4 separate regions of the Mus musculus genome follow, and regions 1, 2 and 4 are each linked to region 3. A link is a loop called in an ENCODE intact Hi-C map of the cell type or tissue named here. Cell type or tissue: gastrocnemius. All regions are shown on one strand. Region 1 has its middle 15 kb from the start of Dnmt3a. Region 2 overlaps Dtnb (dystrobrevin, beta). Region 3 overlaps Dtnb (dystrobrevin, beta). Region 4 holds the start of Dnmt3a (DNA methyltransferase 3A).

The links. Hi-C counts contacts between places; a loop is a spot of excess contacts. Peaks named below come from ENCODE experiments on the same cell type or tissue, not always from the same donor. Only the 100,000 strongest peaks of a DNase experiment are listed, where the experiment ranks them.
Region 1: it touches region 3 in a loop (9-fold over the local background); 17 of 42 quality-filtered maps call a loop at or near these places.
Region 2: it touches region 3 in a loop (2.8-fold over the local background); 16 of 42 quality-filtered maps call a loop at or near these places.
Region 4: a loop joins it to region 3, with 4 times the contacts of the local background. A loop is called at or near these places in 14 of 42 quality-filtered maps.

What each region holds. Positions count from the first base shown.
Region 1 is chr12:3,790,583-3,793,082 of GRCm38, forward strand. No RefSeq gene overlaps it. Among named protein-coding and RNA genes, the nearest start is that of Dnmt3a, 15 kb to the right of the region's middle. In gastrocnemius, a CTCF peak has its summit at 1,433 (motif pointing left); DNase peaks (open chromatin) are centred at 1,395 and 1,855; H3K4me3 peaks cover 1,215 bases; H3K27ac peaks cover 1,253 bases.
Region 2 is chr12:3,783,021-3,785,520 of GRCm38, forward strand. It overlaps Dtnb (dystrobrevin, beta), which reads left to right. Exons shown (of 18, transcript NM_001162465.2): 18 at 1-1,050. Among named protein-coding and RNA genes, the nearest start is that of Dnmt3a, 23 kb to the right of the region's middle. In gastrocnemius, no CTCF peak of the experiment used is centred here; DNase peaks (open chromatin) are centred at 278 and 1,431.
Region 3 is chr12:3,694,901-3,697,400 of GRCm38, forward strand. The region is part of intron 9 of Dtnb (dystrobrevin, beta); the gene reads left to right. Among named protein-coding and RNA genes, the nearest start is that of Dnmt3a, 110 kb to the right of the region's middle. In gastrocnemius, a CTCF peak has its summit at 1,031 (motif pointing right); a DNase peak (open chromatin) is centred at 1,034; H3K27ac peaks cover 523 bases.
Region 4 is chr12:3,805,444-3,807,943 of GRCm38, forward strand. Dnmt3a (DNA methyltransferase 3A) reads left to right here and starts at 1,537. Exons shown (of 23, transcript NM_007872.4): 1 at 1,537-1,677. In gastrocnemius, CTCF peaks have their summits at 981 and 1,187; DNase peaks (open chromatin) are centred at 628, 1,006, 1,515, 1,932 and 1 more place; H3K4me3 peaks cover 2,084 bases; H3K27ac peaks cover 2,137 bases.

The DNA of each region.
Region 1 (2,500 bases), 96 kb after region 3:
TCAGTGGTTAAGAGCGCTGACTGCTCTTCCAAAGGTCCTGAGTTCAAATCCCAGCAACCACATGGTGGCTCACAACCATCCGTAACAAAATCTGATGCTCTCTTCTGGAGTGTCTGAAGACACACTACAGTGTACTTACATAATAAATATATAAATAAATATTAAAAAAAGAAAACAACAGAGAAACCCAGTCTCAAAAAAAAAAGAAGAAGAAGAAGAAGAAGAAGAAGAAGAAGAAGAAGAAGAAGAAGAAGAAGAAGAAGAAGAAGAAGAAGAAGAAGAAGAAGAAGAAGAAAGAAAAGAAAACAACAAGAGTCTGGCAGTGGTGACACTCGCCTTTAATCCCAGCACTTGGGAGACAGAGGCAAGCAGATTTCTGAGTTCGAGGCCAGTCTGATATCTAGAGTTGAGTTCCAGAACAGCCAGGGCTATACAGAGAAACCCTGTCTAGAAAAAAAACAAAAACAAAAACAAAACAACAACAACAAAAAGAAAAAAGAAAATATCCCGGAACTTATACCTTTCCCCAGCTTCCCAGAGCACCCCGAGGCTCTCTCCTCTGTATGTGCCTCTGACCTATCCATTCCCAATCCAGACCCCTGGATCACCTTCATCTAACCTCAGCCCATCTACACTGGCCCAGGTCTAACCTAGGCGCAGTGCTCCAGAGCAGTGGAACCCCACACTTCCCAGACACCAGTCACATCCCCTTCCTCCCCAGTTCTGTCTCATGTGGAACAGGGCTGGCAGGGCCAGATCTGCACCAATCAACATACTGCAGCCAGTGTCCATCGCATTGTCAGAATGTGGACGCTAACCATCACCTGTGGAAAAGCACCCATGAAAACACCTTCCCTGGCTCACACACTGGGCAGAGGCTGAGAGAAAGACGGAAAGGGGAACGCCTGGGACTCACCCCCAAACCTCAGTTGTCTTATAAAAACGTCGACAGCCAGGCATGATGGCTTCCACCTGTCATCTCAGCACTGAGAAAACTGAGGCAGAAGGATTGCCTGTCTCCAAAATAAATGAGTACAAATAAATATTACACGAAAATAAACAAACAGTGCATCTCTTTTAAATAGGTCCCACCAGGGATTTTTCTCGTCTGTTGGTTCGTGAGGTTTTCATAAACGTACGACAAATGGGAAACTTGGCTATTTATAGTCTTAACAAATTGCCATTATTTAAAAAAAAAAAAAAAAAAAAAAAAGGATTGTCCCCGAGGAGTAAGCACACCACAAACGTTCTCTTCATTAGGAGTAAGCCAGCTCCTCCTTATGACCGCGTCCCCTACCACAGGTCCTCTGGGCTTGTCCCTTCATAGTCCGAGCCCAGCCAATTAGGAGCCAATTTTTTGATGTCCCGCCTCCTCCGCGACAGGCAAATGTATGCTCCGCCCCTCCACCAGCGCCACCTGGAGGTTGAGGAGCGAATGTGCGGCGTCTGCGCAGAGAGTACAGGGCCCAAGTGAATCCGTGCGAGTCCGATGCGTGGCTTGCTGCGGGATTTTTTCGGGCGGAGCCTCCAGGAGCTGTCACCAGCGCCTTCAAGCCTCGGTGCTCAGCTAGTTGTGTTGTAAATTATATCCTCTATCCCCTCGAGGTTTTTTGTTTTGTTTTGTGCCTCCCCTCCCCCAAGGATTTGCTAAAGGAAAATTGGCTCAGAAAAGTGACCAGAAAGCCTTATTTTCCAGAAAGCCTTATTTTTTTTTTTCTTGGCCATTTATTCACTGTCTAAAATAGGCTGGCCTCTAACTTGCAGCGTTCATCATGTCGGTGGGAGTGATGGAGCATTTAAAATGGCTCCTGAAGCCAGGTGTGGGGACACATGCATGCAGTCCCAACATTTGCTTCTCATGATGGACGAGGCTTGGAGTCGAGAGGGGTGGTAGCCTTTTCCCTGGTGGGACGGCCAAGACATCGCCAGCTCCTCCCCTAGAGAGACTGACTGGAGACCCTCGAACTACATCAAGCACAGAACTGACACAGCCAGGGTTCACTCTGCCCCCGATTCTTTTTTTTTTTTTTTAAGATTTATTTATTTATTTAATGTAAGTACACTTTAGCTGTCCTCAGACACTCCAGAAGAGGGAGTCAGATCTCATTACCGATGGTTGTGAGCCACCATGTGGTTGCTGGGATTTGAACTCCTGACCTTCGGAAGAGCAGTCGGGTGCTCTTACCCACTGAGCCATCTCACCAGCCCCGGATTCTTAACCTAAATGGAGAAATGAATGTTTCCTTTGAATAACTCAGTGACCCTCAGGAGAATAACCTCCACCCCAGCTTTCTTTGTCCAGATGTGGTGGGGTGTACCTCCGTAAGGTGGGAGAGTGCCAGAAAAAGTGTCTTTATTGAGTACCTACAAAGAGGGACAAACCCTAAGTTCCTTTTTGGAATAGGTGCCACCCGGGAACCCCAAGAGTTTTAGCTGTGGCATATTGTACATCTGTTTTGCACAAAGGAAAATACTCCTTTAGACTCTTTTCCAATCATGT
Region 2 (2,500 bases), 88 kb after region 3:
TTGCTGCTTTCTGTGACAGGGAAGAACCAGATGCTCCCTGGGCCATCTTCTGTATGTGCTGAGGGAAGCTTGAGACCCTAGCTGACCCAGAACTTGCAATCTTCCTGCCTCTGTCTTGAATGGTCATAGACCAGATATGTGAGATTCCAGACATGTGCCACCAACCTGGCCATCCTGGGAAGCCACTGCCCTCCTAGCTTTGATGCATGTGCACAGCTGTTCTGAACTGTTCTTACCTGGCACTCTGAATTTACTGCTTGGCTGGTTTCCTGCATTGCTGGCTCCCTGTTCCCGATGCCCACCAGCATTAGAAAGGCACAGTTGCCATGGCAATACTGAAGTCATCTGAATTCCTGCAGCAGTGTCTGGAAGAGAAGGGCTCATGCAGAGCTGGGTGGTGGGCCTCAAGCCTGGCCTCAGCTAATGTACTCTTCAGGGGTCAAGTGTTTGGTTACAGCTGGAGTGTGGGAGGTAGGCCTCTGGAAGACCCTACCCTCACAGACTTCCAGAATTGGAGGACTCCCAGCAAGGGTTCTCAGGCAGCACCCTATTCCATCCAGCAGTCCTCAAACTGAGCATGCATCTGAGTCTGCTGCAAGCTTATTAATGCCTCCAGAGTGTTTGAGCAGCCACTCTGGGCTGGAGCCAGCGCTTTGCAGTGGAGTCCCAGGACATCTTGGTACTCAGCCTGGAGCCTATATTGTCAAAACCACTTTGAGCTTCTAAGAAGAGGAAACGAATCCCACCCATGCAGGGAACAATTTTTTTAGTCAGGTAGAAAAGTCTGTTGTCTGTCCTAGAAGAAGAAGAGGTAGAGGGAACCTCAAAAATCCCATTGTTTCCCTGGGGTCTGGAAAAAGGTTATGTGTACTGGGGCTGGTGACCCCTATACTTCATTTGTCTTTCTTTTTTTCTTTAGACTTATTTTTAATTCATTCTCTCTCTCTCTCTCTCTCTCTCTCTCTCTCTCTCTCTCTCTCTCTCTCTCTCTCGTGTGTGTGTGTGTGTGTGTGTGATCATATACGAGGCATTAAACCCTAATGAGCAATATTCAGTAAAGAATCAGAATCAATTTGGGTCCTGGGCCTGAGGACAATAATAGTCCCCTCCATAGCTCCAAGAGTCCCAAAGGACCCAGTCCTTTACTTCCCACTGTCACCTCTGAGGCAGACCCTTTTTCCAGTGGCCTCTGGGGACAGTGATACTTCCTATTCCCAGGTAGCCTCTGGAGCTGTGCCTGGGAGAGGAGCCACCCTTTGGCCACTGCCTTCCTAATGTCACCTCTCTGCAGCTCATTGTTGGGTGGGATGTTTGAAGGAGTGCTGCACCTTGGGCTGCTGGGAATGAAGTCACACAGTAAGTTATAAGCCGCAAGTGTCAGGAGTGGCTCAGGGCCCAGGGATAGGAGCCAGGCACAGATGATGGCTGTGAGATGCTCTGGTGGGGCCTCTGCCTTCTGCCCTTTTCCTCTTGGCTGCCAGTCTGTGTGGGGCCTACTTTCCTCATTGCCTAGGCAACCATTCTGAGCTCTCCCTTCATCTAGGCCCACCATGGGAACCCAGATCCTTGCTTCTAAGAGGACAAAGACCTAAGGAACAGGGGTAGGTATAGAGCTGCGTATGGGAGAGCAGTGCTCACACTGGAGGGCACACAAGGTGGCATAGGGCAGCTTCCCACCTGAGGCTCAGGTGATAGCTTCCCACGTCCAGACGCACTCACTAGGCCTGGGATTTCACCCTATTATGTCCTAGCTCATGTTGGGGACTTAGCTTCATAGTTCTTCAGTAGGTTCCCACGCAACAGGTGCTGCTTCCCGTCTCAGAGACTCTTATCTGCCTCTCCCTCCCCTTCACACACTGTACCTTTCCCTGCCCAGCTCCTGCAGGACTTCCTGGGGGCTGCATGCTTCAAGGAGACCGCTTATCTTTGTGCCCTCAGCCATCCATAGAGAGTGGGAATTAGATTGGGGTCATCCAGAGGCCTTGGGCCAAACTTTGCACACTCTGGGGTTTAAAGTTAGTGCAATGGGGAGGGGCCCTGCTTTAACAGTTGTTTGCTGAGGCCCCTACCCTGAGCAGCCCAGAGCCTCACCTCATACTCACTGGATTTTTCCTGCCCCCCACCCCCACCCCTTTATGACTTGAGTCTTAATCCACTCCTGTTGAGAAGAGACAGCTCTAGGATAGGGTCTCCTGGGCTATGTTGTCCACCCACACACAGCTCCCCTCAGAAAAAGCCTTCCATTTGGCACACCCAGGCACACCCTGCATAGGAACTCTACTTTCAGAACTATCTCCAAGCTAAGCCCCATGCCCGACAGGGTAAATGGAACCAGAGAGCAAGGCTGCTGAGATATTTAGAGAGATATTGGTATAGCTCACTGATCCAGTGCTTGCCTAGAATATGCCAGGCTCTGGCTGGGTTCAGCCTCCAGTACCAAAATAAAAGACATCTTGGAAGGGAAAACTCAATCCAGGAATCGTGACTCACACATACATTC
Region 3 (2,500 bases):
ACCCCACACACACAGAAGTACACACACTACATACACAACAAGCACACAAAATCTTACATTTTTCCACTATTGCATAACAAGAAATAATAGGTGTAGTGGCATACTTCTATAATCCCATCACTTAGGAAGTAAAAGCAGGAGGATCAGAGGTTTCATATAGCCTTAGCCAGCCAAGGCGACGTAAGACTCAGCCTCAAAAAATAAACAAGGAAAAATTAAAAACTGTGGTAGCAATTTGGGGTAGAAATTTAAGCTAATGATGAAATAAAGTATATTTGACCGTCTCATTGTTTGCATAGTATCAGGATTTGTTCAGGTTCTCAGACTTAAAGGTCAGATGTTGATACTGGGGACTCCCAGTGGTCTAGCTTTTTGCTTACTTAACCTTCACAGCAACCCTGATGGCATGTCTATCACCAGTCTGTTGAAAAGCCAAGTACAGCCTCAGTGAGGCCGAGTGACAGGAACAAAGGCAAGGGTGTTGGGGTTTGTGTCCACATCCCACCTTCCTTTCAGTCTTCCTTCCATCTCCTGCTTCCTGTTGTGCTAAGAAGCCTTTGGGGCAGAGATAGTCAACAGTTAAAGTGTAGTGTAAACCAATGGCACGTTTCAGAATCCAGAGGGATTGGTTGGACCATAGAAGGCAGCGGTGGAAAGTGACTGAAGGAAAGCGAAGGCCTCAGTTCTCTTTCTTGAAGTTTGTGATAATCAGTCACTCAGTTACCTCAGGATATTCTTTAATAACAATGTATATGAAACAGCTTGTAAGCAATTAGGATTCCATCAGTAAGTTAGAACTTTCAAATCTGTTCTTATATCGCAAAAATGTGTGCTCCAAAAGGCTTTGGTGTGCTCCAGAAGGCTTCGGCTCCCTCTCTGCTGAGCCCTAGGTGTGTAAGTAGTACCTGGGGCACTGGAGCACTTACATGTATTGAAGAATAAATGAATGAATGGCACAGTACATATCTTTTTGTTTTTGTTTTCTCCTTAGTCTTAATGTCTCCATGGTCATATCCCTACACCTTCCAAAAGCCTCCACTAGATGGCAGCCATAATTCCTTATGTCCTTTTAGGGGAGGTTGACACTATCAAGTAAACAAGGTTTCTAGAATCTCAGGGCTTGTATTCAAAACAAAACTAATTAATTAGTCTATCAGCACTCTAGCAACTTTTCTTCTAAGTCTCTGAAAAAATTCGTCTATCTTTTGGTCAAAACATTTTCATCCAATTTGCAGCTCTTGATGTCTTTGATAAACCTACTGTTGTAGTTCAAGCAATTTGTTCATGCTAAGGGTCTAATTATCTAGCCACAGAGTCCTTAAGCCTGATTTCTCTAATTAGAGGTTACTTCGAGTTTCACTTCAGTTTGTGGCTGGTTTTTTCTGACAGAGAGCAAACCAAACTGGGATTGCTTCATGTCTGTATTATTTTCATATTCTGACAAGAAGCGAAGGGTCATGTCCTTCTACTGCAACTAGGACTCATTGAGTTTGTAACAGAGCTGCCACACTGTAGTCCACAAGTGGAAGCCAGCCGATGGGACACTATCTGGGATTGACCTTCTTATTTTTAAATCATTAAAGATAATTTGGAGGAGGTAGTCTGTATACACATGTACATGTTTATGAAGGCAAGACTTCAGACCCAGTATGTTTTTTGTTTGTTTGTTTGTTTTGTTTTTATTGTTTGTTTTTTTGAGACAGGGTTTCTCTGTGTAGCCCTGGCTGTCCTGGAACTCACTCTGTAGACCAGGCTGGCCTCGAACTCAGAAATCCGCCTGCCTCTGCCTCCCGAGTGCTGGGATTAAAGCCGTGCGCCACCACGCCCGGCCAGGTATGTGTTTTTAATTATTCGCTACCTTATTCTTTTTTTTTTAAAAAAAGATGTATTTATTTATTTATGTATTTATTATAAGTACACTGTAGCTGTCTTCAGACACACCAGAAGAGGGCATCAGATCTCATTACAGATGGTTGTGAGCCACCATGTGGTTGCTGGGATTTGAACTCAGGACCCAGGAAGAGCAATCAGTGCTCTTAACTGCTGAGCCATCTCTCCAGCCCTACCTTATTCTTTTTTATTACATTTTATGTATTTTGTGTGTTCACATGAGAGTAAACTTTGTGAGAGCTGATTGTCTCTGCTGTGTGGGCACTGGCTATCGAACAGGTCGTCAAGCTTGGCAGCAGGTATCCTCCCCACTGAAGCCTCTCCCCAGCCTTCTACCTTATTTTTTGAGACAAGGTTGCTCACAGAACCTGGAACATGCTAATTTAACCAAAAGCTTTAGGGATCCTCCTGTCTCTCTGCCTCTCAGACATTGCAGCCGTGCACCACTCACCGCTCATGGCTGTTTACATTGATTCAGCAGCTATTGTGCCAACTGAGCCATCTCGTCAGCCCATAACAGTAAGTTGTAATTTATCTTTAGATTAATTTAATTCAAAAAATTAAATGGTATTAAATTATTTATAAAATAAAGATAAGATTTATTAAAAAG
Region 4 (2,500 bases), 110 kb after region 3:
AAATGGTCTTGTCCTTAGTCAAGCTGGGAGCATCATTTGGAGGGCTATGGATTTGGATACAGGAAGCCTGCAGTTCATACAGTCATTCAACCAACATTTATGAGGACGTAGCATGTACAGGTGCTGAGCTGTATTGAAGGCAAACGGTGTCCTTGTCCTCACAGGGCATGACGAGTCCTAAGAACTGGCCAGGTGAAAGACTATGGGTGGCAGAAATGAACACCAGTAGTGGAGGGTGGGGGTGCGATATTGAGTGCTATTAGGAAAGGTCAGGACAGTTGCTTTGGGGTAGGGAAGACTGAAGTGTAAATGTGCCCTGCAAATAGGAAAGGGTGGTTCTGTATTTCAATGAATTAGGCAACTGTCCCTTTGATCCTCAAATGGGGTGAAGTGTTCTAGGTGGGGCGTGTTCTATGGGAACCTGCTTCAGCATTGAGGGTCTGCAAATAAGTGTGCCGTGGGTGTGGGAGATGCAACTCAGGACACTGGGGCACTGAAGGGCTGGATGGATGGTGCTGTCCAGTGACAGGAGGGAGGAGCCTGACAAGGAGGCTGGGAGTCAGGGGATTCAGTGCCAAGCTCCAGTGATGGTAGCTGGAGAGGTGAGCACTACAGACCCGGAGCCCTGAGAGCACCCCCACACTGAGGGAGCCAGGTCTAGTGCCCGTCTGCAGAGAATCTTGCAGCTGGAAGAGGCAGGCCTTCAATGTCATTTAGTTCAACCTTCCACCTCTTCAGATCTTTCCAGAGCCCACCTGAGGGCATCCAACTCTTTTTGGACACCTCAAGGTACGGAAAGCTTACTGCCTTCTAGGGAGCCCACTCCGTGGCGGTGCTCGATGCTCTAGGATGGCCTCGAGGCGCCAGGCGCTCCGACCTTGGCCCTGTGCAGCCGTCTGGCCACCGCGGCACCTGGCTGTGGGTGGCGACGCGGCTGAGCAGGCGCTGCTGTCCCCAGCCCCAGTGCTGAGGCGCGCAAAGCGCAGTGGGCTCTGGTGGAGGTCGGGAGAACTGCAGGGCGAAGGCCGCCGGGGGCTCCGCGGGCGGCGAGGGGGGGGGACGGGGGGGGGCAGGCACTTGACACCGGCCCGGGAGAGGAGGGGCAGCTGTCCCTACGACCAGTGCTGGATGCGGGGACCCAGCGCAGAAGCCGCGCCAGGTAGAGGGGCGCCGCAAGGTGGGGAGGTTGCGGCCGGGGGACCACCCGAGGGGCACAGGGCGGCCGAGATCGCAGCTCCGGCAGGGTGCCCGGCCCGGAGCGCCGCAGTCGGGGCGCGGCGGGGTCCCGAACCCGCTCCTCCCGCCGGGGGCGCTAGGACCGTCCGCGGCTCGGATAGCTCCCGCCGCGGCGCCCCGGGGCCCCCGGGGTTGCCTCCCGGGCGGCTCCGCAGCGCCGGGGCCAGAGCCAGCGCGGCCACGGGGGGCGAGCGGCGGGCGGAGGCCTGGGCGGCGGGCGGCCGGAGGGAGGGAAGGAGGAAGGCGGAGAGAAGAGGCGGGCGGGGGGGACCCGGCGGAGGAGGCGGAGAGAGGGAGCGCGACAGCGACGGAGGGAGGGAGCGCGGCAGGCAGCGGGCGGGCCGGGAGGCGGCGCGGGCGGCGGCGCGAGCAGAGGACGAGCCGGGACGCGGCGCCGCGGCAGCAGGGCGAGCCGGGCCGCCCGACCCGCCGGGCCACACGGTAACCAGCACGGCCTGCGGCCCGGGAGCTGAGAGGGCGGGCGGGCGGGAGGGCACAGCAAGGCGGTGGGGAGCGCGGCTCGGACCCCGCAACTCGGCGCGCGGTGCTGAGAGCGCGGACCGCCCGGGCCGAGGGTTTGTTTATGTCCCCGCCGCTCGCCCGCCGCTCCTCTTCTGCGCGCCGCCTCCGCCGCGGACGCCCCTCGGCGCCCCCGCCCGGCCCGGGCTCAAGTTCAAGTCCGTACAATGCCGCGGGGGGCCTCCGCCGGCCTGCGCGCCGCCCGACGCGCGCTGCCGCAGGGCCCCGCCGCCTCCGCCTTCCGGGCTCTGCCCCCGCCCGGGGGCCCGGTCGGGGCCTGCGGCCGTGCGCTGCGGAGTGCGGACGGGACCGGGAATCGGGCGGCGGGAGGGGAGAGGAGGGGGAGGGGGCGCGGGCGGCCGGGGAGCGCCGTGGCCACGGCAGAAAATGGCAGCCTGGCACGACCCGGGCCCCGCGCCCGCCCCGCCCCTCCCCCGGGCCTGCAGGCTCCGCGCGGCGGGGGGGACCCTGGAGGCCCCCGGCAGGGCCCAGGGGCGGCCGGGGCCCGCGCCGGGGAGCGCGGCGTCGCGATCTTCCCGCGGCCACCTGTGGCTTGGGGGTGCGGGGCGCCGGCGGGCCTGGGAGGGGCGCGCGCGTGGGGAGCGTGCCCGCTCGGGGGCGCACGCTCCCGCGGAGGCCAGGCGGAACGGCGTGGAGGGGGGGGCGTCGCGCCCGGCTCCTCCCTGCCCCCGCTGCGGGCCGTGGGAGCGGGGTGGTGGTGGCGGCGGCGGCGCCGCAGTATGGG